Linked DNA regions of Homo sapiens: region 2 is linked to region 1. Evidence: read pairs that join two places in POLR2A ChIA-PET (ENCODE). Cell type or tissue: PC-9. All regions are shown on one strand. Links, peaks and the distances in the headings refer to the core of each region. The heading gives the core; the rest is flanking DNA.

What was found. Peaks named below come from ENCODE experiments on the same cell type or tissue, not always from the same donor. Only the 100,000 strongest peaks of a DNase experiment are listed, where the experiment ranks them.
Region 2: POLR2A ChIA-PET joins it to region 1 with 11 read pairs; 2 of 35 experiments call an interaction of 5 or more read pairs at or near these places.

What each region holds. Positions count from the first base shown.
Region 1 is chrX:52,975,776-52,987,196 of GRCh38, forward strand. It overlaps a transcript of FAM156A not described here. Among named protein-coding and RNA genes, the nearest start is that of FAM156A, 23 kb to the left of the region's middle. In PC-9, for the core only: no CTCF peak of the experiment used is centred there; a DNase peak (open chromatin) is centred at 4,836; H3K27ac peaks cover 416 bases.
Region 2 is chrX:53,194,650-53,206,070 of GRCh38, forward strand. KDM5C (lysine demethylase 5C) reads right to left here. Exons shown (of 26, transcript NM_004187.5): 13 at 7,205-7,324; 14 at 6,901-7,095; 15 at 4,328-4,509; 16 at 4,115-4,239; 17 at 3,841-3,988; 18 at 3,122-3,227; 19 at 2,037-2,395; 20 at 1,267-1,405; 21 at 582-761; 22 at 282-419; 23 at 1-89. MIR6895 (microRNA 6895) reads right to left here and starts at 839; the gene lies at 762-839. It overlaps MIR6894 (microRNA 6894), which reads right to left and starts at 4,296; the gene lies at 4,240-4,296. In PC-9, for the core only: no CTCF peak of the experiment used is centred there; no DNase peak of the experiment used is centred there.

The DNA of each region.
Region 1 (11,421 bases), core at 1,618-9,617:
GCGCCTTGCCAGGGCCATGTGCTGCCAAATTGCGCCACTGGAGCCGAAGGAGAGGAAAGGTCTAAGGAGACGTCATAAAGATCTCCATCTCGATAGCACAGCAGCCTCCTCTTATGGACATGCGGGTGTTTTGGTTTCTTTCAACATGTACCCACTGTGGCATTTTTCAGGATGCCTGGGGGTCTTCAGCTAACTTTCCATCCACACCACCCTGCCTCCCCCACTGCCCCTCTCTACCCTACCCCAAACCTTCCTTCTGTTTTAAATGCTGCCCCCGAGGGTCACTGACTGGTTTGCCTCCTGATAAGGATATCAAAACACCTTTTACCCCTAATCCTCAAGATACCTAAAAGAATGAGTCTTCAGAACATCTATTTTAAAAATTATTGGCCAGGTGCGGTGGCTCACGCCTGTAATCCCAGCACTTTGGGAGGCTGAGTCGGGCGGATCATGAGGTCAGGAGTTCGAGACAAACCTGGCCAACATGGTGAAACCTGGTCTCTACTAAAAATACAAAAATTAGCCAGGCATAGTGGTGCATACCTGTAATGCCAGCTACTCGGGAGGCTGAGGCAGGAAAACTGCTTGAACCTGGGAAGCAGAGGTTACAGTGAAACAAGATCGTGCCACTGCACTCCAGCCCGGGCGACAGATCAGGACTCCATCTCAAAAAAAAAAATTATTAGAGAAACAGTGGCTGAGTAATAATAAGGAAGAAAACGCAAGTAAAACAGTGAAAGGAATGTTATTTCAAAATGATTGAGTTTCCCACTTAGAGAGCAACACTTCAAATGTGGTGCATTCCCTTACAGGCTTTTTTCTATGCATGTTTTTTAAAATTATGAGATTGGAGAACAAGTAGTGTGTTTATAATACTGCATCTGTTGTTTTGTTTAATATTATACCAAAGCTATTTCCCATAATGACAGTGACAAGGATGTTGCTGCTAACATCCATGGTAGCAAACACATACAGAAAGCTTGATATGGAACAGAGACCATCTTTGTGCTTTCCTGGTATTGACTCATCACCCTGTATTATCGAAATATGACTATATTTTTACATTATATAAATATGTATATATAATAACAGTCACTTAGTGTGTTGCTAATGTTATCATCCCTTATTACAGAATAGGAAACTGAGACACATAGGTTAAGAGACTAAGGAACTTGCCAAAAGTCACATTGCCTGCAAGGGCAGGGACAGTAGAGTTTTCACGATGCCTGTGGCACTATACATATATATATATATACACACACACATATATATATACACACACATATATACATATACATATATACATATATATACACACACACACACACACATATATATATATATATATATATCTTGATACGTATATATATAAATGAAGAGAGAGAGTGCACTAAAAACATCTGGCCCAGAGTAAGTATCCAGAAGTATGAGTTTTTATTCTCACATCTCTGAACTTCTGCTTTCTGCTCTTCCCCATTATTCCTTGCCCCTGTCTGCCCTAGACCTCTCTCCCTGCCCCGCACACCTTCACTTCCCCTCCACACTCCACTCTCTTCCCCCATTGCCCATTTCCTCTGACTCTGGATCTGAATAAATTGATACCATCTTCTCATGATTTAGCTCAGAAAACATTAGTACCATAAGTCTTTCCTTAGATCAAAAATGAATTTACTTTTTTGAGACAGGGTCTCACTCCCATTGCCCAGGCCAGAGTGTAGTGGTATGATCATGGTTCACTGCAGCCTTGACTTCCTGGGCTCAAGTAATCCTCCCACCTCAGACCCCTGAGTAGCTGGGAATACAGGCATGAACCACCATGCCCAGCTTATTTTTTTATTCTTGTAGAGACAAGGTCTCACTACATTGCCCAGGATGATCTCGAACTCCTGGGCCCAAGCAATCCTCCTGCCTTGGCCTCCTAAGATTCTAGGATTATAGGTGTGAGCCATCATGCCTAGCCAACAATAAACATTAATGGTAGAAGTAATCAACACAAGATACAACAGACGAGGTGAATACTATACAAAAAATAAAATACCACTAATAAAAATTCAACTGCTAACAGCTTCATATCTCCATCAGATTCAGATCTTCACAATTTGATGGAGGAGAGTTGGACTTAATAGAACTAATAGCAATAGAATAATCCATATGATAATAATTTTTGACCTTTAAATTTCACTCTTTAAATTATTTCTAAAAATTTATATGCTTTTGTGCTATCATTATCCAGTGACCACTTGCTTGTCCAAGCATTATACAAGTTACATGAAGAGGTCACTAGAGTTCTAATTTCCTAGAGAAATTTCCATTCAAATTTTCCATACAAGCTCATGATGATGAAACTCCAGCATTGCATTTAGGCTCCACGATACCCTGTAAGGAAAGCTGAATATTCATTATGCTAATAAAATGTGCCCTCCCCCTGCCCCACAGACTCAGACCTTGAGTCCCAGAAGAGCTGAAGAGATAATCTAAACATCATCCAAGGGGTCAAAAGTAGACTTGACATCTGTCTCTCCAGAACATGCCCCAGGGAAATGCGGGAACAGCAACAATAACAGCTTAGAATTTATTGGAAACTGACCATATGCCAGGGACTGTCCAGACAACTGTACATGTCTTCACACAGTCAGTGCTCTAAACTGCCCCAAGAAGTAGATGACATTACTAGTAGTATTTCCATGGTACTAATGGAGAAAGGAAGCACAGAGATGTTAAGGAACTTTCTCAGGGTCACCCAGCAGTGAGTGCTGGAACCAAGAGCCACGGGCATCGCGAAAACTCTACTGTGCTGCATATTAGTGCAATCAAGAGTAAGATCCAAAAGCTACTGCAAAATATTTAGAATTTTATAGCATGGGACTGCACAGGCAATAGATATTTGATTTCTTCAGAAATCTTTAAGAGATGGAGACTTGAAAGGACTGGTCTGGGTATCATTTGGAGATGGTGCCCTGAGTGTGTCATTACCATAACAGGCAGCACGTCAGTGTCGGTCTCCTCAGCTGAAGGTCTTGGGTTTGTACATCAGAGAACACATCAAACCTATCCCTTCCATACCTTCACAAAGGAGAAAGAAGCTGTGTCACTGGGAAAGGAGACTATTCTCCTGCTCTAGTATTGCTCAGACACGTTTCCATGAAAGTTAGAACCTAGGATCTTTTAAAAGTGCAGATTCCAGAACTCACACCCAGTGAGTCTCATGTAGTCCAAGGGAACTTTGCTGGCCAGCCTAGGGAACTTTCAGAAACCTTATTAAATCCCTTTGGTAGCAAGACTGTCTGCAATATACCCAGAAAAATATTCCCAGGACAGACATGAGGTTCAGAAGAGCAACCTCAGAGCAAAGTAACACAGGACAAGATGAGCGCAGTGTGAGACTCACCGTAAGGGTAGGGCAGAGGGACTTTTGAGAAGGCCTCACAACTCCTACTGGCCTTTCTCCTTGAAGGCCTCAGTTTATCTCAAATCCCTTCTCTTCATGGGCAGTGAATGAAGGGGTCCCAGGAAATGACCTTTTAGATCCCAAAATGGTATGGGCTCCTCTCAGGGACCACTGAACACATAGGATGGGAGGAGATGCAAGCTGTTGTCCCCCTCCCACCAGCCTTGGTTTCCTTCTTGCACCGTCATTTCCTTCAACGGGAGCCTAGAGCAATGTCAGGACTTAGGACCAATGTCTTCCCTTCACCAACAGACACCTGCCCCTCACCTAAGGAGTTCGTCTCCCCTCTCCTCCCTCCAGCTGTCCTTCTCCTTCTCCCACAGCACACACCTGTCCCTGGCAGCCTGACGACCTAGCCTGGCCTGTTCCTCCTATGTCACAGCCTGGAGAGGGCTGTCCTCACTGAGAAGAAGGACACCAGTCCCAGGATCCCAGAGCCATGACTACCACAGAACCATCCTGAGCATCAATGTCCCATGGCAGTGGTTGACCTTTGAAATGAAGCTTCACCACACACCCCAGCTGGCACTGAAACACTTTCTTATCACAAGAAAGCAACACAGAGGAACAAGGTTCCCGCAACCCCTCCTGGGGAACATTGTGTCCTTCTCCATGTTACTGTGCTGTTTCCTCTGTACCGACTGCAACATTCCTAAACTTTTGATGTTATTAAGAAGTTCTAGGATTCTTCTTTTAAATCCTAAACTTGTGGTTTGTAGTCAGAATATCATCGCCCATTTTGGGGCATTTTGGAAATTTCCAAGGGCAGCTTTGGGTGTTCAAATTATTGGAAGCGGCTACTGGCATTTGTGGAGTGAAGGTTACAGGGAGGCAAACAACTTTTTCCAGAGTCTTAAATAAACTGGATTTTTTTCCATATATATCACTTCCCTGTAAACTGGGTGGCGGGGGCCGGGGCTTGTATGTTGCTTCACCTGGAAACTTACAAAGACTTATTGACTGCTTTAGAAATCACATCACTGCAGGGCATTCCATTCTTGGATTCCACTCTGACACAACATACCAGTATCAATTTGCTTTGTAGTGCTGCATGCCTGGGGGAAACAATGAGGGGAATCCAACTTACCTACCAAAGGGATCATTTCCATGATAAGCTGTTAGTTGATGGGGAAAATCAAGCGGGAGATGTTGGTAGTGTGATCTCTCATTAGTTGGTGAACACACCGGCTATGCCCATTGCTGTTACTAAACTGAACTTCTCTTTGCAGGTGTATTTCCCTCACCAGGCTCTGTGGTCTCTCCTGGAAGGTTGGAAACATGCCCAGTAGATCCCTGAGTCCTCAGGATGGGATAGAGGACCTCACAGACAGAAAGAGGGCAGGGAACACTTATGGAATTGTAGTGATCTCTACATGGTTGGATGACCAAACGCTGAGTCACAGTGATGAGCCCCATGGCTGGCAGTCTGCAGAGGGTGGGAGGAGAATGCCAGAGGCCTCTGCCTTAGGAGCCATGCAACAGAGTGAGACCAAAGTACTGATCTCAGCTATGCCCTTTAAGGGTCCCAGATGTAAGCAGCCTTTTGGTTAGGGTTCCTCTGTGTGTGTGTGTGTGTGTGTGTGTGTGTGTGTGTGTGTGTGTGTGTGTGTGTGTGTGTGTGTGTGTGTAGAGGGAGAGAGAGAGAGAGAGGCTGTGGGGGCTGGCAAGTCTAAATTGTGCAGAGCAGAATGTCAGGCTGGAGACCCAGGGAAGAGGTAATGTAGCTCGAATCCAAGGGCAGTCTCGAGGCAGAATTTTTTCTTCATGGGGGGATCCCAGTCTTTTTTTTTTTCTTTAAGACTTTCAAGTGATTGAATGAGGCCCAGCCACATCATGGAGTATAATTTGCATTACTCAAAGTCTACTGATTTTAATGTTAGTCTCATCTTAAAAAACACCTTCACAGAGACACCTAGTCTGGTGTTTCAACAAATACCTGTGTACTGTGGCCAAGCCAAGTTGACACATCAAGTTTACCATCACAGCCAACTAATACAAATCCCAGTAACCATGAAGGTCTATCTTAGAAAGGCAGGTGACTTCCTAACTAAGATTGTGTATGAACCTTTTTTTGTCCAGCCCAAGTCTCCATTTCAGGCTCAGCACCAATCTGGACAGGAAACTGAAGCTGACATGAATGCCTTCCAGGGATGAGGCAGTGATGGAATAGTCAGGGCGCACATGCAAGTACAATCCCAGAAGGCACACGTGGTACCCCTGGACACCAAGACTTTACCCTTGTTAGGGCACCCCCAGCAGGACATACATTAGTCAGGCAGGAGCTGGCCAAGGCCCCCAGTGTGGCTTCCCACTGTGGGACTTTTCCCTCTAGGGTTCCTCGTCCATCCAAACAACTCATTTGTGTTCTTGGTTTCTGAGGGACTGACAGAAGGCAGTCAGTCCAGGTTCTGTTAACCATTGACACCAGTTCCTCCTCTTCACAAGCATGGATGACATCTGTAGATGTTCTGCATGGGATGCTCAGGAGCTGGGTTGCCCCTACTGTCCCCTAGTTGCAGCTCTGTCAGGTGTAATTGTGCACTCGGCAGTCAGTATGATTTCAACATACTCACAGAAATTTAGGAAGGCTGAATGAGGAGCTTTTTTTTTTTTTCAGGAAAAGGGGAAGGTTTTCATGAACCATTTGAAAACCAGAGATCACTAATGTCCCCTCTCTCTGGCTTGACTCTTTCCACATGTCAGGTTTTGTGTTTTCTTCATTGTTAGAAAACCAGTGTGTACTAATCTGAAATCAAAACTTTCCACTTCTTACAAATCAAAACTACAATGAGATATCATCTCAGTGGATCATGCCTGTAATCCCAGCACTTTGGAAGGCCTAGGAAGGAGGACTGCTTGAGGCCAAGAGTTCAAGACCAACCTGGCCAACATAGCAGAACCCATCTCAAAAAATAAATAAAATTTTTAAAAACTTATATTTTTTAAAAGGCTGGGCGTGGTGGCTCATGCCTGTAATCTCAGCACTTTGGAAGGCCAAGGTGGGTGGATCACTTGATGTCAGGAGTTCAAGACCAGCCTGGCCAACATGGTGAAACCCCATGTCTACTAAAAATACAAAAATTAGCTGGGCATGGTGATGAGCACCTGTAATCCCAGCTACTCGAGAGGCTGAGGTGGGAGAATCGCTTGAGCCTGGAAGGCGGAGGTTATAGTGAACCAAGATCAAGCCACTGCACTCCAGACTGGGTGATAGAGTGAGACTCCATCTCAAAAATAAATAAATAAATAATTTTAAAAAAGAAAGTCAATTAATGTAAGTAACGATATATTAATCAGTTAAAGTAAAAAATAATAATCTCAATAGATACTATAAAGACACTCAATGTAATTCAATATATACTTTAAATAAAACCAAGTATCTCTTAAAAAAAAAAGACCTTCCCATTTCTTTACTTATCATCTACCGTCCTCTAGATCTTTTCTCTGAAATGGTCATATGCAAGAGGGAAAAAAGAATTTTCAGAGAAAAAAATTTTAATAAATCAACCAATAATACACATCATGTTCAGAAACTGATCAGGATGAAATTCCAGATTTAAAAATAAATTTATGTAGGTTTGCATAACTTCTTATCCCTTTTGTCTCTATCATTTATTTCACGAGCAGGCTGGAAAAGTTCAATGCTTTGCTGGTGACAGCTCTGCATTGAATGGTCAAAGTGCCTTACCAAGGTGTGTACACCAGGAGAAAAGTTAGGGAAGCAAAGCCAGGCTATTAGTCCTTTGTTGTGTAGGAGCTGAGGGCTTTGGCCCTTTACAGGTTCACTGGAAATGACTAACATAAGGCAGATTGAGCCCAGGAATTAAAGACCAGCCTAGACAACACAGAGAAACTCCATCTCTACAAAAAGATAAGAAAATTAGCCTGGCATCCTGGCACATGCCTGTGATCTCAGGTACTCGTGAGGCTGAGATGGGAGGATTGCTTGAACCCAGAAGGTCGAGGCTACAGTGAGCCATGATTGCACCACTGCACTGCAGCCTAGGCAACAGAGTGAGACCGTCTCAAAATAAAAAAGAAAAAATATTTCCCCTCCAGCCTTCCCTGAAGGGGATGGTCCCTCTAGCATTTATTACATTATAAGTATATAGCATTTCACATCAATTTTATCATACATCCAGATGCAGCAGCCATAAAACAAAAAAAAAAGCTATTTTTAATTCCTTTTTTTGGCTTTCATTGCAATTATAGGGTTAACATCATAGCTGCCAGGGGAGATTCTGTCTGGAAGGCTGGGAGGGGCTGCAGTAGCAGCAGCAAAGCTGAAGAAAAGGCTGGAGAAATTTTTCTTTTTGTTCCCTTTGGTTTATCTAAGCTTTGCTCCAGCCCAGAGAACTGATATAATTTTTTCCCTCCCACCTGGAGGAGAGAGAAACCCAAATTTTTAACATTTTTCATCCACCCCAGCATTACTTTTGTGAATTCCCAGTCCCTTTCTTTTGTTTGGAAGAGAGGACAAAAACCAAAATTTGACCTGGCTGTGCTCCCACCCCACAATCTCCGGCATGGCAAAAGACGCCAAGGAATGCAGTGATCCAAGTCTCCAAGAGTTGGATGTGTTCTTTTTAAATTCTGTAAGTAACATTTACCTCTCACAAGAGACAACAGCTAGCTGCTGTTTCACAGCGTGTGTGAGGCCATAATCGCCCGAGCACAAAAGGTTCATCACCCATTACTCCTTCATCCTTTCTTTACTTAAACAAGGCTTTCACCATATTTTAGTGAGTCAGGCTCATTCTGGCAAATCCCACCACTGTCACAACTGTGTCAGGGGTCCCCAAGACCACTCCCATTTTCGATTATTTGCTGGGAGGACGCACAGGACTCACAGTCAGCATATAGCTGGACTCATGTTGGTGAAGATTCATTACAATGGAAGTATACGGCAATATCAGCACAAAAAAAAAAGTGTATGGGGCAATGTCCCGAGGAAACCAGCCCAAGTTTCCAGGAGTCCTTTTTTAGGAAAGTCACAGAATTCGTTCCTCCAGAAATCAATTGTGACATGTGTGATGTGACATATTTTCTACCAGAGCAGCTCACTAGAGATTCAGTGTTGAAGACTTTTACTGGGGGCTGGTCACACAGGCACCCTCTGCCTAGCATGTGCCAAGATTCCAGACTTCCAGAATGAAAGCACCTATGCAGCATAAACTATATTTTGTACAAACAGTTTAGGCAGAGTAAGGGAATCATGGGAATCCTTCCCAAATCCAAGTTCCCTGATGCCTGGCAAGGGCCAACATGGTAAGCAGGCCCTTCTAAGGGAAGTCTCAGGCTTCCTATATTATTAACCCTTTTCTGCCAGCACCGAACAACAGACCTTCGAAACACAAAAGCAGGCTGGGCACAGTGGTTCGCGCCTGTAATCCCAGAACTTTGGGAGGCCGAGGCAGGTGGATCACCTGAGGTCAGGAGTTTGAGACCAGCCTGGCCAACAGGATGAAACCCCATCTGTACTAAAAAATACAAAAATTAGCCAGGTGTGGTGGCACATGCCTGTAATCCCAGCTACTCAGGAGGCTGAGGCAGGAGAATCGCTTGAACCTGGGAGGCGGAGGTTGCAGTGAGCTGAGATTGCACCACTGCACTCCAGCCTGGGTGACAGAGTGAGACTCTGTCTCAAAAAACAAAAAACAAAAACAAAAAAAAAAACACAAAAGCAAAATCACACATAGAGGAAAAGATGAACAAATTTATAATTATAGTTGGAGATTTCAATTCTCTCTCAGTAATATATAGAAATAGTTGAAAGAAAATTAGCAAGGATATAGAAGAACTGAATGACACCATTTACCCACTGAATTGTATTTACATTTACAGAACCATCTACATAACAACATGAGGATATACATTCTTTTCTAGTACATATGGACACTTCACCAAAATAGCCCATATCTTGGGTCACAAAATAAATCTTCCCAAATGTAAAATAATTGAAATCATACAGAGCATGTTCTCTGATCAAAATAGGAAAAAAAAAAAACAAGGAATAAGAGAAAGTAAACAGGAAAATCTCCAAACTTAGAAATTAAACAATCCATATACTTCTAAGTAATCCATGGGTCAAGGAGCAATACAAGGGAAATTAGAAAATATTTTAAACTGAATGAAGATGAAAATACAACATATTAAAATTTGCAGGATGCAGCTAAATCAGTGCTAGGGAGTAAATTTATACCATTACATTATCATATTGGAAAAAATAAAGGACCCAAACCCATTATGAAACTTTCCACCTTAAGAAACTAGAAAAAGAAAATAAAAATAAACCCAAAGTAAGCAGAATGAGGGAAATAAAGATTGGAGCTGAAATCGATAAGACTGAAAACAAAAAAAAGAACAGACAAAATCAATGGCCCAAAAGCTCGTTCTTTGAAAACTTTAATACAAGTTAGAGACCCCACAAAAATGAAAAGGATACTATGAATAACTAATGAATACTAATTCACAAATATATGAATGCATATACATTAAGCAACTTAGATGAAAATGGAACAATTGTTTGAAAGACACAAACCACCAAAACTTACTCAAAAATAGATCATTGGCCAGCTGTGGTGGCTCATGCCTGTAATCCCAGCACCTTGGGAAGCCAAGGTGGGTGGATCACTTGAGGTCAGGAGTTCAAGACCAGCCTGTACAACATGGCAAAACTCTGTCTCTACTAAAAAAAAATAATAATAATAATAAAATAAACCAATAATAAAATAAACCAATCATCTAAATAGATTCCATCTATTAAAAGATGGAATTTTCTTAATCCAGTCTATCATTGTTGGACATTTGGGTTGGTTCCAAGTCTTTGCTATTGTGAATAGTGCCACAACAAACATACATGTGCATGTGTCTTTGTAGCAGCATGATTTATAATCCTTTGGGTATATACCCAGTAATGGGATGGCTGGGTCAAATGGTATTTCTAGTTCTAGATCCCTGAGGAATCGCCACACTGACTTCCCTAAACTTAAAGTATAATAATAATAAAATTAAAAAAATAAAATAAAAAAATAAAATCACTGCAGAAAAAAAAAACATGGAATTGATGGTTGAAATATTTACCAAATCATGTTATAAGATCAGCATTACACTGACACCAAAATCAGACAAAGACAGCATTAAGAAAAAACCAACTATAGTGTAATCTCCCTCATGAACATAGATTCAGAAAATTCTCAACAAAATATTATCAAGAAAACATTTGGTTAATATTAAATCCAATAATATATAAAAAGGATAATGCACCAAGACCAAGTGGGATTTATCTTGGGAATGCAAAGCTGGTTCAATATTCAAAAATGTGTCAATGCAATCTACCATATTAATATACCGAAAAAAAACTGCAAACTCCAACCACATGGTCACAACAGTTGATACAGATAAAGCCTTTGACAAAATTCAACAGTCATTCATAATTAAAGAAAAAAAAAACAGCAAACCAGAATTAGAAGGAGGCTTGCTTAACTTGATATGGAGCAACTAAAAAAATCCTACACCTTATATTATACTTAATAAAGACTAACTGCTTTCTCCATAACATCAGGAACCAAACAAGGTTGCTCATTCTCACCCCTGTTATTCAATATTGTACTGAAAGTTCCAACCAGCTTAAAAAGGAAAGAAAAAGAAATAAATGGCTTACAGATTGGAAAGGAGGGACTACAACTACTCCAACTCACAGACATTATTATAATCTACATAGAAAATCTTGTCAGATTTATAAAAAATACTTCTCGAATGAACAAGGGAGTTAAGCAACATTATAGGATATATGTTCAACAACAACAAAAAGCAAAGCACTTCTATAGACTAGCAATGAACTGCTTGGAACATTTTTAAAAATATACAATACCATTTACAATAGCTGCCCCTGAAAACCTAACAAAACATGTGCAGGAGCCGTATGCTAAAAACCATCAGAAGCTAATGAAAGAAATAAAGGAACAATTAAA
Region 2 (11,421 bases), core at 168-8,167, 220 kb after region 1:
GCCAGTGGACTGGGCTTGGCCGAATTGGTGCGACGCAGCTGCAGGATACCCTCCTTCTCCTTCTGTTCCCCCTCCTTGAAGGCCACGATCTGCCATACCCAGGACAGGAGCAAAGTGGGTCAGCAGCCTACCCCTTCCCTTCTCTGGGCCCCCCCTTAACACCCCCACTCCCAAACCAGGAGAACTGAGGCTCAGGGGACAAGCGGTCTGCTCATGGCCACCCAGCTCAGACACTCTATCATCACCAAGCCCTTCTCCCCATCTGTGTCGAAGCTCCTTACCACAGAGCCTGGGTCCCTGAGGTCCTGCGCAGACAGCCCCAGCAGCTCTGTGTCAGATTTGTACAACCCCAGCTCCTTCTCCATCCACCGGCTGCGCTTGGTGCTGTCTGAGCCGGCATCTGCACATGGGCAGAGAACCTGGGGCAGGCAGACAAGAGAGGGAATGACTGGGCTTCCCTTACATCCCCCGCCTCCTTCCCTCCCTGGTGCCCCTACAAAACCCATGTTATCTCATGAGCCATCTCACAGAAGCCAGGGCAGGCGTTAAGAGACGCTGTAGGTCAAGGTCCCAGGCCTCACCTCCAGCAGCGTGTAGCAAGAATTTTTCTTGAGGAAGGTCTTGGAGGCCTTCTCCCTCCAGGAGTGCGCTGTCAGTACCTGTAGCTCTAGCTGTCTCAGCTCCTCCAGCCCCACAGGTAGGTCCCGGCCCACAGCTACTAGGCCCTCCAAGTCATCCAGGCAGGGGTAGTGGTCACCATTCTAAGGCCAAGGGCGAGAGACAGCTCAGTTCAACTTGCCAATGCTATTGATGCTTACTCTGTGCCTGGCCCTGAGCTGGAAAGATGAACTGGGCTCAGTCTTGAGGGATTAAAAAAATAGGTGTCATCCTAAGGAACAACCACTTGGCTCTCTCCCACAACACCGGCATCTACTGACTGGCTCAGCCCCAAATATCTAGTCAGCCTTCTGTTGTGGTTTGCCTCTTCTCCTCTCCTCCATGCCCCTGCCCTGCTCAGTCCCATACCACCTGCTTCCCTGGCCCACCAATCTCATCCTAACCAGTGCCCTCTCTTCCTTCAGGCCAGCCTCACACTCTTCCTCTCACCCTGCTCATCAGGCACATCTTGCCTCCTGACTACATGCCATGCCCCCTTCCTCTCTCCAGCCAACCCAACCCATCCCAGCAACCCAGCACATCCCAGTGTATATGCCATCTCTTCCCAGCTGGACTGAAGGCCTGGGGTGGGAGTGGCAGGGTCCTCACTTGGATCTCATCAACATCAGCAATCCAGGCCCGGGCCTTAGCAAGAGCCTCCTTGAGAGCCTGGATGTTGGGCAGGTGAACAGGGATGTTTTCCGCTTCACGGATTATGGCCTCAAGTGTGGCTGGTGGATGCTTCTGCCTAAAGGTAAGGAAAAAAAGAACGCTCAGTCTGATGTGGTCTGCCTGACCAGAAGCCCAGCCTGACCACCAGATATATCTGCATGGGCCCCTTGGGTGTCTGTTATTCCTGCTGTCACTTGGGCCTACTTGCTTGTATTCCACCTAAGGGTAGCTGCCAGTCCCTGCTTCCCCAAGACTGCATGCACCCAACTTCATCCCTTCTGCCACAGCTCTTGCACCTCTGTTTGTCTGCCAGTCTGCTGGCCTGCTAGCAATGCCTACATATACAACCTGTATTGTGTAATCTGTTGCTGCAGTTTGTCAACTGCCCTGTGTGGGGTCTTTCTACCAACATCTGCCCATCTGCCTGTCACTTGTGCTTCTGGGTATGCGCACATTAGCCTGTAGGGCTAGTCTTCTAGATAATCTCTATCTGTCCATTTCTGCTTCTCCATCAGCCTCTCTTTGCCTTTAAGTATACAGAGTTGTTTTTTAAAAAAACGACAAGATAGACAACAAAAGAGGGGAGAGTCAATACAGTAACACAGGAGCGTGATACCTAAGGCCACCCATGGGCATCCTCTTCTGGGTCTCCACTCAACTTTGATGTTTGGAATAGGGCAGGGAAGGGAAGCAGCAGCTGGACCTACCTGGCCTCCAGGCAGAGGTGGGCTTTCTCCTCCCAGCGTTCAGCAATGGTCAGCAGTTCCTGCAGCTCGGCCTGGGCTTTATCCACAGCAGGGCTAGGGGCTACACTGGCACCCGCGACCAACAGTCCTCGCATGACAGCCAAGGTGCCCCTTCGGGCTGAGGGGGCCAGTGTGCGTTTCACCTCATCCAGCCATCGCGCCTGTTCCACCTGCCGCTGGAGCTGCTGGGCCTCAGGCACCTCCACCCCCAGCTGCCGCCCCCTCTCCAACAGGGACTGCAGTAGCCCTGGACTGGAGGGCAGTGAGGCCAGGGCCTCACGAGCCTCAGCCTGGTAGGCCTCCACCTGTTCCAGAACACCCTACCAGGACACAGGATGAAGAACAAACTCCTCAGCTGGGCCCACTGAGGGGTTCCACCACCAGATGGAACCTTGTCCCACCTATCTTCTTACCCTCCAAGCTTTTGGGGCAAAGGAGCCTAACATGGGCTGAGCTCTCCTTCTCCAAGCCCTAAGACAGTTGGGGTTCCTAACACTGACTGCTCATTAGAATGCCCTGGGGAATTTAAGAATGCAGATTCCTGGGCCCCACCCTGAGAGATTCTTAATTAACTAATAATTATTAATCTATGCTTTATTTAACTTTTCAGAGGGCTCTGTTCTCAGGGCACCAAGAGACCTCCCTGCCCTAAAAATTGCTATGATTAGTCCTCACATAAACCCTTGTGCTCACCACCCTGGGGTCTGTTGCCCTCTCCATCTCACTCCTCCTCCACCTTCATGAATTTCCCTCCACTTTCCAAGCCCAACAAGCACCCCTGTTACCTCCTTCTCCTCTACCCCTCCTCCAGGAAACCTTACCTGGACTCTGTATCCTATACCCATACCCTTGCCACCTGACCCTCAAGGCCCATTTCTAACAGACAAGTCACTAGACCCTTGCCTCACCCCTCCCACCTGTTCTTTTCTCACACGTGTGTCCTGTCTTGCCTGAACACTTTAAGCTTTTGAAAGGAGCCAAGCATGGCCTGCTGCTCAGGTCCCCTGGTCCCCTTGATCCCTCATCAGCACTCCAAGCGTCCTCACCTTGACATCCCCAATCTGGTGCATGGCGCAAGGCAGGTTGTTCATCTGGTCCAGAAAGGCCCGGAGCTCAGTCAGGGTCATCTGTAGACCAGCCACCCTGTGGGGGCTATGAAGTATCACATGTGAGGTTTCAGGTCCAAACTCAGTGCCTTCCCTCCATGTCTATGCTAAGACTGAACACCTTTCCTCACTACACCTGTCCACCTTGATCTCGCATATTTCAAATTTGCCCCAATTGCCCAGGTTAGAGGGAAGGTTTTAAATTATAGAGCATGTTCATATTATGAGGGGAAAGAATTAGAAACTAATGGGTTGTAATAAGAGCTACACTTTGCAATCCATCCTCTACTGTGAACTCTAAAGCTGTGTTAGCAGGGATCAGGTCTATACATCTTTGTCCTGTTCTTACCCGTAAGCCTCCCACAACTCTTCCCTGCCCACAAAACCCCTCAGCCTCTCTCTCAGGCCACTTCCAGGTACTGATAAAAAATAAACACTTCTAGCTTTCTTATCACAGAGGCTCTCCTCTCCTTTTTAGGTGGCCTGGTCTCCTTGTCCCCCCCAACACCTTCCAGGCCATCTCACACTCTTGTGCCTGGCAGCTTCCTGCTGATGTCCATTCTGCCAAATGGTATTCACAGTCTACCCCTTGCAGCACTTTTCCTCGGTGCTGGATCCTCAGCACCTTATGTGTGCCCTAACTCCTCACGCTGTCATACCCAGCTTCCTGGCCGCTGACCAGTCCCAGAGCTCGGGACACGCAAGCCTCTGCCTCACTCAGGCAGTTCTTTAGTTGCTGCAGCAGCTCACTATTAGGAAACCTCCGCTCACGGGCTTCAGACTCTAGTGCCCTCAGTTCTTCAAGGCCTGGAAGAAAAATGAGGGCAGCAAAGAGTAGGCAGTATTGAATAGAGGCAGAGGAAGGGGGTCAGAGTACAGAAGAAAGGGAATAGAACTTGCCTGTGGAGTCCCTCCATCCCCCCCATCACTCACTGCGCTTCCGCCCATCCTCCACCTCCAGGGCCACTCGCACTTTGTTGGCCCAGGTGTCAAAGGACTCAGCCCGAACCTTCAGCTTATGCAGCATGGCAGGAAGCTCATCCAAGGTATACCGATACCTGGAGGAAGAGGGCAGGCAAGAGCATGTCTGGCCCAGCTCTCCATCCTCCTTCTTGCCCCACTTCCTCCAGAAAGGCCCATGCTCACCGCAGGTACTGCCGGCTACTGGAGCACTTGCAGAGATCATTGATGTGGGAAAGGCAGACAAGGCCGTCTGGGCAGTCGTAGCAGGCCAGGGCTGACAGGAAACACGTAGTCTTGCACTTGATACACTGGCGCTCATCATCTGGGAGCAGCTCGAAAGCCTCTCGCTCAGCCTCTGTGATACCCTAAGGGCATTTAACCTATGCGTTATATATAACCAGAACCAGGTAGCAAAATCCTCCATCTCAGCCACCACCGACCCCTACTTTAGATTCAAATCTATGCTGAGGGTCATGGGGTTTAAGAGGCCAAACCCCAGGGAGCATACCTGCCCTTTGTAAAGTCTAGACTCTCAAAGCTTGGGGAATCAGATAAACCAGGGCAAGATCAGTGTGCGCTGAGTCAGATAATTTTATAGAGGAAGAAAAATCAGGTAAGATCCAGATCAGCAGAAAGGGTCTTGTGGGTGAGAAGTGAGGAAAGTGGTGGACCAAGATACCAGAGAGGTGGCAATGAGTGCAAGTGGCCAAGGGACAGGCCTGGCTAGTTATGTGTACTGGGGAACAATATCGGCTTCCAGTTACTCAGAGCCCACTGTGTTCCAGGCACCACGCTGGCCACTTAGTAGGCAGGAGATACTTGTGCACATATATAACTTAGAGAAATTCAACCGTATGTGCTTGTGTTCAGGGTTTAAAGAGATATAATAATTTTCTCCCAACAATATGGTTTCCAAACCTAATCCAATGACTTCATCTGTTGCTCAGATAAAGAAAAAGCAATCCATTTCAAAAATGAAGGAAAAGCTGGCTATATTGGAGTAATCGAGAGACAACCCAGTGTGTATATCTAATGGGCAATTTTAGGGATTTTAATGGGAAATGTCAACTCTTAACAGTTTTTGTCTTACATACCAACTTTAACACCTAATCTCTGCATAAGTTATGAGCCCAAATCCCACTCTGCCACTTATATGCTGTGTGATCATGAGTAAATCATTTAACGTCTCTGGGTCTGTTTCATTATCTAGTAAGATGGAGATAAACAGTATCATCCTTGTTGGGTTGTTATGAGGATTAACAAAAATAAAGCAGCTATGGAATCAGACAAGTATCTCAGCACTTAGATTCAGTGTTCATCAAATATTTACTGTTATTAGCTCTAATTTTCAGATAAGAATATATATTCCACAGGCCTATCTCATTTTACTAAGGCAGAAACTAAGTCTCAGGGTCAGTAACTTGCCAAACTGAGTTAATTTTGACTCTAAAGCCAGAGAATATTCTAAGGATGAAGTCTCTAGGGTTTTTTTGGACTACAGACTCCTGAGAATTGGATGTAAACTATAAGTCCTCTTCCCAGAAACATACTTAAATACACATACAATCTCTTACAGGATTCCAAGACTATGGTGTCCAGAATGCTTCTCTGAGGTAAGGGCCAAGTGTGAAGAATTCTGAATGTCAAGATGAGAAGGTCTATTCTCCCCACCTTGCTTTGGCTCCTTCCCACAGCTTGGCACAGCCACACGGCCATCATTTAATAACAGTACTGAACAGAGTGAGAAAATGATGCCTGGAAAAGCCCAGGGACTCAACAACTTACACCACGACTGAGAGGCCCCAGACTTCCAACACTACTGTAGCTATAGTTCTCCCTATAGCCCACACTCACAGGAAAGCTATAAATGAGCTTTAAAATAAGAAAGTATTACCCTAGATAGGCAGCAAGGGATCCCACAGAACCAGCACTCCTTTGTAATCTTATGAAAGACTCTCACAAAGTCAATTCCCTAACTGGGCAAGTGTGAAATTTGAAGATGATGGCTGAAACTACACGAGTGGACTTTAGAGCTCTGTAGCAGCTTCCACTCAGCTACACACACAACTGACACAAGCTTACAAGAAATCAATTAAAGCAGGACCACCTTCAGCTTGGTAATATTATTGCCCTAGCTGGAGTTAATAAACCATCTGCATGTAATAAAATGGCAATTCCTGAGAAACATTCCAAATTTCAATCAGTTTCTTCATGTATTAACATTACCAATAATAGCAGCTGCAACATTGCAAAGGCAATGTTAGAGAGATGGCTTTCATATAAATCACCTTACTCTAACCTTACATCTTGCAAGTTAGGTATTTATTCCCACTTTAGAGTAGGAAAGTGAGATATGAAAGATCAAGTAACTTGATACAGTCACCTAGATAATCAGCAGTGAGGTTTCATATGCCAGTCTATTTTGCTAGGTCATGTAAATAATGATAAATAGCTGCTATACCAGTACCTGCCATGGGTCAGTCACTAAGCAAACATTATCTTTAATACAATCAACTATCCAAAAAGATAAGCATTATCATAATCCCATTTTTCAGAGGGGAAAACTGACAATGAAGTAAATCGACTTAAGGTTGCTGGTAAAGGGTATAGCAGAGAATGGTATGTGGTTTTCAATCGAGATGCATCTAGTTCTTTTCACTATACGCCAAGAGTAGAGGCTACATCTTCTTGGTGCTGCCTCTGCCTCCCCGAACTTCCACCAGAATAGGGTGCTTGATCTGGGGTACTCTCCCCACCTTCTCCAGCAGGGCCTTTCGTAGACGCCGCTCTTCTTGCACCATGATGAACATCTCCTTATGCACAGCTGCCGCCAGGTTCAGGTCTAGCTTCTCTGGGCAGGCAGCCATCTTGCAGATAAGCTCCTCATGGGAGAAGACGCAGTATCTCCGGAGCCGGCGGTAGTGCTCAATGCACTGGCGCCCAGCAGGCAACTGTGGGCAGGTTCAAGGTTGAGTGTGGCCAAGTCTGGAGGCCATGATGCCCCAGCTTCTCTACAACCCTCCTGCTTCTCCCCACCATCCCACCACATTCTAGACTCACCCAGTCAGCAGTGCAAAAGTTGACAGCCTCGGCAAAGTTGTAGCCTTGGTTGAAGCCGCTGTGGTAAGCACGGGGGAAGGTGATGACAAACTCTCCTGCACACTGGTTTGTGCGGACAACCTGAAGAACACAAAAGGCCATGGCTGTTGAGATAGAGATTTTCCTGTATACAGACCTGACTTAAGTGCAAGGTAATTAAGGAGACAAAGAAAAGCCTCAGGGAACACAGTCTGACAACAGAATCCCAGACTCTCCAACTCTGAAAGGAAGGACCACTGGTCTCTGCTCTCAAGGTTTTGATGTGTGTTGAGATGATAGGAAGATTTGAGATTAAAAAATATATCTGTCAAAATATTCCAACTTCCTTAGTAATTTTTGCAAAAATTATAAATATCACTTTTAATCAAGCTGGACAAGCTTTTTTAGTTATTTACTTTCATCAGTTATATATGCAGTTTGTAGAGTCAAATGGCTCTATAAAGATCTGTTATAAAATCAGCCAGCCTTGCCATTCTCCCTTCCCCACAGCCAATCACTTCCACCTCTTCTGATTATTTTGGCGTTGATTATAACTACCTTAAATAACATGCTTCTAGACTATGTTAAAAACAGCCTCCTGTTTCTCAATTTGCTCAGTTTTTTATGCATATATCCCTAATTTTCTGACCAATATTTAAATCTCTTTTCCTATCAATTTTCATCTTTCTGTAGCAGTCTCATGCAACCTTCTGATCTGTCCCAATCTGGACCAGCTGTCCTCCCTGGATCATCACTCTCTTGTGACAGATCTCCTATTTCCTAGATCCCACGTCTTCCTCTTTCTTGGTTTATTCCTTTGCTATGCTTAAGAACATCCTCCAACAGTTTCCTGAGAAATGGTGTGAAGAACCTACTTTTCTTTTTTTAAAGAAAGTCTCTATTCTTACTCTCACACTTGACTGTATATAGAATTCTAAGATGAAAATCCTTTTTTTTTTTTTTTGAGACGGAGTCTCGCTCTGCCGCCCAGGCTGGAGTGCAGTGGCACGATCTCGGCTCACTGCAAGGTCCGCCTCCCGGGTTCACGCCATTCTCCTGCCTCAGCCTCTCCGAATAGCTGGGACTACAGACGCCTGCCACCACGCCCGGCTAATTTTTTGTATTTTTAGTAGAGATGGGGTTTCACCGTGGTCTCGATCTCCTGACCTCGTGATCCGCCCGCCTCGGCCTCCCAAAGTGCTGGGATTACAAGTGTGAGCCACCGCGCCCGGCAAAAATCCTTTTTTTAAAAACTCCCATAGTTGTTGACTCAGAAAATAATTTTAAAGGCACACTGCTCTGATCTTCTAGTGTTACTGTTGAAAAGTTCGAAGCCATTCTGATTTCTAATGCTTGATAAGCATTTGAAACCTGTTTCTCTCTCTCTCGAGCTTATAGGATTCTTCTGGTCTCAGTGTTTGACATGGAAATTTACAGGATATATCTTGGTATGAATTTCTTTTCACTCATGTACTGGGTAGGCCCATTGACTCTGGAAAATCGGTTCTCCAGTTCAGGGAAATTTTCTTGAGTGATTTCATTAATGATTTCATCCTCTCAGTTTTCATCTATTTTCTTTTCATAACTCCTATTTGAATATTGAACCTCCTAGAAAAATTCCCTAATTTTTTCTACCCTTTTCCATCTTTTTACTCTACTTTTTGGGAGATTTCCTCAACTATTCATCTTTCAAAAGTGGAAAACATACACTTTTTACATTTTTCACTTTTGCTATCATAACTTTGTTTGCGGTATGCTATTTTTTTAAACAGTATTCTGGTCTTCATTCATTTTTACAGTATATGCCTTTCTTTTGAAGTTTATTTCTCCCTGCCTAGCCTCTGTATCTCCAAGTTGCTTCTGTTTTTTGGGGGATTTTTTAGGGTTTCCTCAGTTTTTTGTTTTTTTTTTTTGACGCAGAGTCTCACTTTGTCGCCCAGGCTACAGTGCCGTGGTGCAATTTCGGCTCACTGCAACCTCGGCCTCCCGGGTTCAAGTGATTCTCCTGCCTCAGCCTTCCAAGCAGCTGGGATTACAGGCACACGCCACTATGCCGTATTTTTAGTAGAGACGGGGTTTTGTCATGTTGGCCAGGCTGGTCTCAAACTCCTGACCTCAGGTGATCCACCCACCTTGGCTGGGATTACAGGCGTGAGCCACTGCACCGCACTGGCCTCTCAGTTGTTAATCTGTGGCTGCCTGCTTATATTTAAGAGGAAGAGATTAAAAAGCTAAATGGAAGCTCTGAGTACACAGATGAAGCTTGTCAACTGTGAGCTTCACTGTAGGGTGATCTAGCTAAGCCATTTAGTTTGGGAAACTCCAGGTCTTTCCTTGCAGGCCAGTCAGATTCCCCAAAGAAAATCCTTTTTTTTTTTTTTTTTTTTTTTTTGCCTGTAGGAAAAAAGGCCTGGCAGCCAGTGTTCTAACAGCCAAGTGGAGAATGATGGCTGGGAACCTCAGCATCCAGTATGATAAATCCTAATTACATTCCCTATAACTCCACCTTCAATTGTACCTAGGAGACCTTAAACCAGAGACTCTGTTTTAACCTCTTCAGAAATAAATCTTCAGTCTTTTACTAGAGTGACTAGACATTTCTAGCTGCCCAGCATGGGAGGGTATCTCACAGCTTTTTTTTTTGAGACGGTGTCTCGCTCTGTCGCCCAGGCTGGAGTGCAGTGGTGTGATCTCGGCTCATTGTAAGCTCCGCCTCACGGGTTCATGCCATTCTCCTGCCTCAGCCTCCCGAGTAGCTGGGACTACAGGCATCCGCCACCATGCCCGGCTAATTTTTTGTATTTTTGTTAGAGACGGGGTTTCACTGTGTTAGCCAGGATGGTCTCAATCTCCTGACCTCATGATCCACCCGCCTCGGCCTCCCAAAGTGCTGGGATTACAGGCGTGAGCCACTGCACCCGGCCCTCACAGCTTCTTATACAGACATGAACCAATCCTTATTTTCACCCCATCCATCTTTACCCCTAGAATGCCTGGTGCCACTGATAACAAATCTTTGGGGGATTCTGAGGTATGAATCGGGCTGGTTCTCAAGATGTCCTCAGTAGTGGCTTATGTTTCAGTTTTCTCATCTATCTGTTTTCTAGTTTCAAGAATTTTATCATTGTCTCCTCTCTCGTATTCTCCATCTCTGTAATTTTTTTCACGTTAAAAAATCCCTTTATGTAATTTTTGTGGAGTTTCAGTACAGAATGGAAGTAGCCATGTGTATGCTTAATCTGTCATCTTTACTGAGAAGTCTCACAAAGCTTTTTAAGATAAACATTCAATTTTGGTGAAGACACAGTGAAGTAGGTACAGTGCCGGTAAGGGAATAAATACATTCTACTCTCTGGAAAACAAATTTGCTAATGTATATCAAGAACCCTTCAACCCAATGATTCCTCTGCCAGGAGTCTAAATTAATTTGGGGAGAATTAACATCCTAACAATATCAAATCTTCCCATTCATAAACATATCTCCACATTTATTTGGACCATGCATCAGCTCCCACCTCCGTCATATTTTCTTCTCAAATCTATCTCTACTTAGAGGCAACATCAGCATTTCTTTCTTACCTGTATTACTGCACTGGCCTCAATTACTAACTGCCAGAACTATCTTCCAAAAATAGCAAATTTGACCATGTAATGCCTCAGCTGAGAGCCTCTCACTGGAATCCCCATGCCCACATGATTAAGCCACAGCTCTGACAGGTAAACTCTTACTCTTCTTTCAGGGATCACTGCTCCTACAAAACCTTTCCTGATAACCCCCGCTTCCTAAATGACCTAGTTTGTTGCTCTTTTGCAGCACCTTTAATGCTTTATTCCACTTATTTACTCCTCTGTCCAGCACTCAGCTATGCATACACAAACGCAGGCACTGGGTTATTTGCCTTCTGAGTGTTGACCAGAGAGGCCTTGCACAAAGAATGAGCTCTAGCAACATTCACTGAATGATCTAGTCCCAGGCTTAGTTTTATTTATTATTAATTAATTAGAAGGGGTCTTACTATGCCAGCCTTAATTTTATCGACAAGAAAACTAAGTCTCAGATAAGCCTCAGGTAGCAGAGCCAGGAGTAGAACTTGATGCTCATAACTCTGTCTCACCCTGCACCCTGATGCTGGCAATGTCACTTTACTATTTCCTATGTGGTTATTTAGAAAAGTTCTCCTCACATTCTGCAGCTGTTA